2 separate regions of the Homo sapiens genome follow, and region 1 is linked to region 2. Evidence: chromatin contacts called from ENCODE Hi-C data. All regions are on one chromosome and are shown on one strand. The core of a region is the stretch at or near the end of the contact, and the rest is flanking DNA. Distances in the headings are between cores, read along the strand shown.

What was found. A loop is a pair of places that touch in the nucleus more often than their neighbours do. Pooled maps may share reads with other maps.
Region 1: a map of CD8-positive, alpha-beta T cell shows a loop between it and region 2 (18-fold over the local background). The contact joins the promoter of XPR1 here to the promoter of TPR in region 2. A Hi-C loop is called at or near these places in 2 of 168 maps with a recorded cell type or tissue (both CD8-positive, alpha-beta T cell), 1 of 37 single-sample maps with no recorded cell type and 8 of 50 pooled maps.

Annotation. Positions count from the first base shown.
Region 1 is chr1:180,629,174-180,633,440 of GRCh38, forward strand. It overlaps XPR1 (xenotropic and polytropic retrovirus receptor 1), which reads left to right and starts at 2,849. Exons shown (of 15, transcript NM_004736.4): 1 at 2,849-3,097. The coding sequence starts at 3,029. RefSeq lists enhancers at 2,713-3,213, 3,214-3,714 and a silencer at 3,209-3,588.
Region 2 is chr1:186,372,700-186,376,887 of GRCh38, forward strand. TPR (translocated promoter region, nuclear basket protein) reads right to left here and starts at 2,554. Exons shown (of 51, transcript NM_003292.3): 1 at 2,179-2,554; 2 at 660-764. The coding sequence starts at 2,329. It overlaps ODR4 (odr-4 GPCR localization factor homolog), which reads left to right and starts at 3,139. Exons shown (of 14, transcript NM_017847.6): 1 at 3,139-3,275. RefSeq lists a silencer at 1,689-1,738 and enhancers at 2,299-2,598, 2,759-2,808, 2,979-3,168.

The sequences.
Region 1 (4,267 bases), core at 1,599-4,098, 5.7 Mb before region 2:
ATCTTTTTTTTTTTTGTTTGAGAGAGAGAGTCTTGCTCTGTCTCCCAGGCTGGAGTGCAGTGGTGCAATCTCGGCTCACTGCAACCTCTGCCTCCTGAGTTCAAGTGATTCTCATGCCTCAGCCTCCTGAGTAGCTGGGATTACAGGCATGTGCCACCAGGCCTGGATAATTTTTTTTTTTTTTGTATGTTTAGTAGAGATGGGTTTTCACCATGTTGGCCAGGCTGGTCTTGAACTCCTGACCTCAAATGATCCACCCACCTCGGCCTCTCAAAGTGCTGGGATTACAGGTGTGAACCGTCATGCCTGGCCCCATCTTTTTGACTAAATTGTGATTTCCTCCAAGGAAAAAACAGAGTCTTAATTTATTTTTGAACGGTCCTTCATTCCTAAAGTGACATAACCGGAATATCATAGGTCTCAATAAAGTTTTGTTAAATGAAGGGTTGCTTGCCTATTCACAAAAGAAAGTATAAGTCAGGGGGCTCTTCTGATTCAGAGTAAATAAGAGAGTCGGTGTTCCATAATTACTAAGTATTTGATGGTTCTATCAGTAAAATACCCAAAAATAACGCTGGGAATGAGGAAATGTATTTATTTACTTATTTTGAGACGGGGTCTTGCTCTGTTACCCAGGCTGGAGTGCAGTGGTGCAATCTTGGCTCACTGCAACCTCCACCTCCCGGGTTCAAGTGATTCTCTCACCTTAGCCTCCTGAGTAGCTGGGACTACAGGTGTGCACCGCCATGCCCGGCTAATTTTTGTATGTTTAGTAGAGATGGGGTTTCCCCATGTTGGGCAGGCTAGTCTTGAACTCCTGACCTCAGGTGATCCTCCCGCCTCGGCCTCCCAAAGTGCTGGGATTACAGGCGTGAGTTACTGTGCCTGGCAGGAAATTTATTATTAAATCTACTTCTGTGGATAAATTAAGTTGTCATGTCCTGGGTGGCAGGGCTCTGGATCAGGCATGAGAAAAATCAAGAATTTTAGAGCTAGTTTTGAGGGTTTCCTTACTTTCTTGGGTTGGGCCATGGTTCCAGAATTTTGTGCACAATTAAGGCATAGAGGTACGGTGCTGCTGGGAGCAGTGTGCCATGGTCCACCAGGGTTGCTACTAAGAATTTCCCATTCTAGTCCATGACTGGCTAAAGGCAGGAATCTCTTTTGTAGCTGTCCCTGGTTCCCTTTTCCCAGGCACAACATACAGCCATTTCCTTTCTGTGGTCTCGCCTCCTTCCTGGTAGCACACATATTCCTTTTTGCCTGTCTCTTTCTCCTGGCAAGGTTTACCTCCAGCAGAGGGGAATCTTTATGGTGAGCAGACGGAGGTCTGAGGTGAGAGGAGTCCTCACTCTTCTTTCTTTATTTTTTTGACCTTGATTACCCTTTCACCAGAGGTTAAGGCTTTTATACAGAAAAAGCCAGAAAGACTCATAGTCTATGCCTATTTTCCATCTTGTGTCATCCCTCTCCTGGGGAAATGATTGCAGAATCCCTATTGGCATGAATTAAGGGGAAGAGAAAGGGGAAAAAAGTACATGGAGAAAAAAAGACAACAGCAGAGAATGATATCTCAGAGCACTGCTCCAGGCATAGCAGTTCCCTAGTAAATCTTGAAATCTCATCAAAATTGTGAGGGTTAGGCTGAGCAAGGTGGCTCATGCCTGTAATTCCAGCACTTTAGGAGGCCTAGGTGGGAGGACTGTTTTAGCTCAGGAGCTCAAGACCAGCCTGGGCAACATAGCAAGACCCACATCTCTCCCAAAAATAAACAAAAAAATTAGTTTGGCATAATGGCATGTGCCTGTAGTCCCAGCTACTCAGGGGGCTGAGGTGGGAGGATGGCTCACAAACCTATGTGAGGTAAGGCTGCAGTGAACCATGATGGTGTGACTGCACTCCAGCCTGGGCAACAAAGCGAGACCAAAAAAAAAAATGTTAGAATCAAGGGACAAAGTACATGTAAGAGGTTTAGAATAGCACTTGGTACAGGAACAGTGAGTGCTCAATAAATTATTATTAGGTCTCCTCCACCCAGGGTAGGACCTGGGTTTCTGTCCTGAATTGGGACTTCCAAGACAATCACTCCCACACTCAATGTAGTACAGAGCTCTGTGAGTGATCTCTGCCCATGTTCCCCAGGGACACTTCAGCCTGGGTGCTGGGCCTGTTTCCGGTTTTACTGGGGTGGGCTTAGAGCTGTACTTCTACGGGGTTCTCTTTCCTCTCAACGTTGGTTTCCCTCCCAACCCTCACCCCCAACCCCAGGAAGCTCAGTTTACAAGTGCGGTCGGTACCCTCATTTGGTGTTTTTATTGGCTTTTCTGATAGCCCCTGGACTAGACAATTACATTGAAATTCAGAAGCAGCATGCACTTTTTGGCATTGATGTCTTTAATTAAATTCAATAAGCACTTATTGAGCACCTAGAGTGTGTAAAATACTGTTCCTTTAAATACATTTAGTCCTGAACTGTTTTAGCTTCTTAGTTTGGATTAGTGCTGATCCATTTCTTAAAGGTTTTATGAAGCATAAATATCAAAATGGAAAAATATTTGCACAGTTCTTTGTAAATATAAACGTCTTGTGTGGATTATTGTTGCTACAGTATTAATATTAACTGCAGTAACAACACTGCTGCTTCCCAGACAGGCGGTAGAAAGCAGCTGTAGGCCAACAGGAGCCAGACTGAAGAGATCCAGGGAGGTGCCTCCAGCACGTACGGCCCACAAGGGGCGGAGTCTTAAGAAGCGTACCCAAGCCCCACCCCTTACAGCACCCCCTTCGTCAGGGCGGTGTAGGCGGTTACCATGGCGATGACGTCCAGAGGGCGGGGAGGGGCGGGGCTATGGAGAGGAGGAGGAAGATGGCGGGCGGGCTGCTCTGAAGAGACCTCGGCGGCGGCGGAGGAGGAGAGAAGCGCAGCGCCGCGCCGCGCCGGGGCCCATGTGGGGAGGAGTCGGAGTCGCTGTTGCCGCCGCCGCCTGTAGCTGCTGGACCCGAGTGGGAGTGAGGGGGAAACGGCAGGATGAAGTTCGCCGAGCACCTCTCCGCGCACATCACTCCCGAGTGGAGGAAGCAATACATCCAGTATGAGGTACCGGCACGGCTGGGGTGTGGGAGGACTCGGAGGGGCCACCATCTCGCCAGTCCTGACGTCCACCGCCGCCTTCCGCTTCAGCTGGCTCCCTGTGCCCGGGCAGACTTTGACCCGCTGCCGCGGGGAGCCACTGCGGCATCCCCGCCGCGGCCGGCCGCCTCCCGGCTCCGCTGTCCTTCCCCTCCCCCGCAGCCCCGCTGCCGCCGGGGTAACGGATATGCAGGCGGAGGGCCGGGAGGAAAGGCGCTGCCCGGGCCGGGGCCGGGGCCGGGGAACGGTGGGAGGGTGAGCTGCAGGTGGGGGAGTCACGGTGCGAGGGCAGCCCCGGGTCGCGGCTGTTCCGCGCTAATCCCCTTCTCCCCACTCGCCCTGACCTCTCGTCCCCACCCTGGGCGAGCGCCCCCTCGCCAAGGTTAGGTCTTGTTTCTCTCTCTACACCTCTCACCAAGGAATCCTTGTCTTCCAAGAGAAGCCCCTCCAGTGATTTCCTTCATTCCAAAGAGCCCTTCGGCTTTTTCCCACTTGCCCACTGTTGACAAAGGCTTTGTAACGGGGTTGAAACTTGACTTAAGTGTGTATCACATATGTAGTGGTTATAGTTTTTGTAAACACGTTGTAATCAACTATTCTGCTTTGATAATAAGACTCTTTTTACTGATTGCATGAAGTCTACAGAGTAATAACATCTTTGTTTTTGCCTCTTGTTTTGGAATGGAGGGAAGAGAAAGGAGAGAAGAGAATTATTAACATTTTTTTATTTTCTGCTAAGTTTTTGCTAGCTGGGGAGAAAATTAGTATATTGTAAACAATATACCTTACCTGTGTATTACAGAAATCATGCTCCCCATTCCCTCCCAATTTCTGTGCTAACACTGCTGGAAGGTATTTAATAGATAATAAGGAACCTTACATTAATAAAGGGAAAAATAAAGATAATGAACCCATTTATATGTTCAGAAGACAAGATACCTAAGAGGCTTTAAGCATTGCAATAGGTTATTCTCAGTAGCTGGCAATTCAGCTCCTGGATAGAGAAAGACAGACTTATCTGTAACCTCCAGGAATTCACATCTGTTTTGTGTGCAGGAACAAAGAATATAAAATCAATATGAACACACATAACTTAGCTAGATTTTATGAATTAAACTATTTTAGTTCTCCATTTAA
Region 2 (4,188 bases), core at 1,304-3,803:
CAGAACTTGGATGGGAAAAGCAAAGCACAAGACATATCATCCTCCTAAGAAATGTCAGGATCTTTAACATCTTGTGAACTTTCTAAAACTTAATGATGTAAGAAAAGTAAGAAAGAGATTAGCTATCAATCTTTTATAGGAATTAGGCCTTAAAGGGGAAATATCCTGAGATTCATAGATATTTATAAAAATTATTAAAAAATGGAGTTAAAACATAAATATAATGAAATCAATAGGCTTCGATTCTTCAACATAAAAACAAGCCACTCTCTACTTCTTTAGTTGCATAATGCTTTCACCTTTTTAAAAAGATTTCAAGAACTCTTATCTCATTTGATTTACAAAGCTGTCTAGGTAGACAGACATGTGGGTCTAACCATTTTATAAACAATAATCAGATACTGTTAAGATTTACATGTGGCAAAAGCAATTTTAATAGCAAAATCAGAATAAGAATCCAGACCTCCTGACCATTAAATTCTGTGTTCTCACAAAATCTTTACCACTAAGTGAAAAATCAAAATATCACCATAATAAAAACCAATGATGCTTAATCAATATTTTCATGTTTAGTAAGCAAATGTTTCCAAAGTATATAAAGGAGTCTCTGAAGATTTCGATACTCCGAGAATACTTACAAAGATGAATTAAATACTTACTGAGTTTCTCTAGCTCAAGCCGCAAGCTTTGACACTCTCGGGTTTCATTCACAAGTCTCTCCTGACTGTGGGACAACCTCTTTTCTATTTCAAAATACTGTTGTTCTACAGCAGACAAGCAAAAAACAAAAAACAAAATCAAACACATGTACATACATTGTGAATACTGTTATTTATTTCTAATAACCTTGATTTTAAAACTTAAGATACAGTATTAGAATTGTGCTCCACATAAGAGAATCTGAGTAAAGATAAATAGACTGAGCACTGAAAAGGACTTAAAGCATTTCCAAACGACTTACATGACAAAAAATAAAAAATAAAAATAAGGCCTAAAAGGGGCTTTACAAATCAATGTCTTCAAGGCAGGTAACCTCATTTATCTTAGTATTTTCTCCAGACATCAGTAAACTGCTTAATAAATAAAGTATTTATTACACGAGAAAAAATTGTTTAGACAAAAAAAAACTCCTTTGTTTTAAAAGACTTCTTTTATAGTAGTCAAGATATTACCTGAAAGCATAAAACTACTAAATATATGTAAAAGTAAATGTGTAAACTTTCCAAGGGAAGGGATTGAATATCATGTTCAGCATAGTATCAGGAACATGTAAGACATTCAATATTTATGGTGCAAATTAATAAATAGAATGCAATGTACTATACTCAGCTCTGGGATCAGAGAACTAATTTTCAAGGTCAATTCTGCTTGACAGTTACACTTTTTTTGAAGTAAAAACTTGTTCAGAATTTCCAGTCAACTTAGCAAGAACAGTATGAACCTCCCCAAACAAATGGTAAACCAAAACACATTAACGGGAAGTTTGTATTTTACTAATGGTAATGACTATATTCTTCATATTTTTTTCAAGGATGTTCAAGCCATTATTGTCAGTAACTTTCTTACTTAAAGGCCTACTTTAGGTAATTACAAGAAAATTTTAATGTTTTCTATCAAACTCCAACTTTTTAAGAGAAATCAAGATATATTAAATTTATGTACTGCACATTCACTGTGTTTCCAGCGCTCTTATGCACCTAATATTCATTTTTGTAAACATCTGATTCGTTCTGGAGCCACGGGACGACGCACACACTAAGAACAAGTGCACAGAGTGGTCAATTTGGCAAAGGCCTAGAATGCAGGTGCCTAGAAAATAGGGCGGAGCCACTATCAGTTGAAGTGCAACAAAACATATAAGGTACTCTAGGCTTAGAGAGATGGGTTCGCAGACTCTATCAAGTCTGTTTCCCGTCTGCCGGACGAAGGAAAATAAGCGTCCCTGTATGAGCCTACCCTAACTACAAAGAAAATGCTACTGAACTTAGATTCAGATTTTTTTTTCAAAGGCTTCTTATCAAACTGTAAGGAGCAGGAAAGCGAAGGCTCAGGATATCCACAGAGCCCAGGAAGTGAGGTTAACAGAGCGGTACCCAGTGCCAACTTGATGGGGGAAGACCAGACCCAAAGGGCGGGAGTCGAGCCCAAAACCAAGGACGGAAAGAGCATCTCACTTACCGCTCTCCACCTTAAATTTCTCATGCCGCCCCTTCAGGCCATCGATCTCGGATTGCTGATCAGCAAGGAACTTTTCAAGTTTGTTCTGGACAGACTTGGGCAGCTTGTTCAGCTCCGTGCGCTCCAGGACTTGCTGCAACACCGCCGCCATGTCGGTGGGGCCAGGGACCCCAGTGGCAGCGGCCGACGGGGTAGAAGCGGAGAAGAAAGGCGAAGACCAGCAGGACCCAGACGCCTGGGCCGCCGCCTCTATCACCTCGCTCGGTGGCTCGCGCGCGCCCGCCCGCCGGAGACTCCCGCGGCGGGACCCTGGGAAATCGAGTCCACCCTCAGCGGCAGCGTTTCAGCAACAGCACCTCACCGCCCGCGACCGAAGTGCGCGCGCAGCCGTTGGAAGCTACGAACCCTGGGAACCCGAGCTCAGAGGCTATCCCTGATCCTCTTGCGCACCCAATTTTCCGGCTTCCAGCTCCACCCACTTCAGGCCTTGTAGGGCTCTGGGAAATGTAGTGTTTTTCTCATTCTTTTCCGGGAGCCCAATGCTGCACCGCCCTCTCAGCTTCCGTTTTTCTCCCCGCTCCCCTGGCTCTCCTATCTCGGCCCCGTAACCGCTGTCCGCACGGTGGCGCCACATACGTACTCGTCACCCCTTGGCCCTCCCTGAAGAGCTGGTGACCTTACCGTCAAAGCCCCGGGATGCCATGGATCGTCCTCGTTGGCGGCTTCTGGACACTGAGCCACTAGAGGGCATCGGTCCCGGTAGGGCCGGACGGCAGGCTCCGGGATACCGCCACGCTCTCTATGGCGCCCAGAAGGGGGCGGGGTGGCGACCGCAGTCGCTTTGGCTGAGGCTCTGCGGGGAAGGGAGGGGGGGCTTTTACGTCATCAATCTGCGCCACCTGACTCCCAAGTCCCTGGCTTTGGAGTGGGAAGTGAGGTGTGGGAAGTAGGTCGCTTTCTGATGAATTCAGTGGCAGTGAATTGAGACCGGAGGGAATCTGGCCCCTAGAGGCTGGTACTTGGGCCCGAAACCCCCATCTCCGGCGGAGAGACCGTCCGAGGTAATTGTCTGCCACGAGTGCACATTCTGAAAACAGGTAAGTCAGCCTAAGTGTAGTGTGTGTGTGTGTGTGTGTGTGTGTGTGCTCTCTTTTCAAGAGAAAAAGGAAGGGACAGTGTTGGAACCATATGGACAGTCACTCCGGCACACACTTCTGACGAACTTACCTTGTGTGAAACGGCGTACCTAAATGGTTTTTGGTGGTGGGGAGGTGGCACTGAGTGATTCAGTACCCGGGAATTTAAGGACCCGGGTTAATTCTTCAGGAGGAGAATTAAAAGAAACCGGTAGCACTTTGAGTGTAGCCTATGTTTTAAATTTTTCGTTGCAGAAACGGTTACCTAACATTATATTGTTTTTAAAATTGAAAACTGTTGTAACTGAAGTTTTTAAACACATTGTTAATTTCTACAGTAACAGAACTTGTATGGTTCCAGATCATAATTCTGTAGTTTTAAAGCTCAATCCGTAGATTGTTTCGTGTTTACTCTTATGAAAGAATTTGTTAAATTATTCATTGTAAATAATGCATTCCCAGTGTCGTCTCTCTGCAGTTCCCACAGTCGTGGGCCTTCTGTGAATTGGTGATTTAGTTCTTATATGAAATTTATTCTTTTTCTCTAGTTCTTACTTTTGAATCATGTTGTGAAGCCGTCTAAGAAATATAAATGGAAGCATTTTATGATATTTTGTAATAACTAAGGAAAAATAAATCAACAGCGGAGCTTAAGGTTGATTTTTCCCCAAAAATATTTTTTAGATAAGCATTGTAATTAAAGTTGCTGGTATATGAAGTATTATGCTATGTCCTAAGCCCACAGTATTATCATACTGTTGATCTGTCATTTGGGAAATGTAGATTTTTCTGTACTTAGATTCACAGAATCCTAAAATTAGATAGGTTTTCAGATCTGCTAGGATTCAAATGCTTTATTTTATAGATTAGGAAA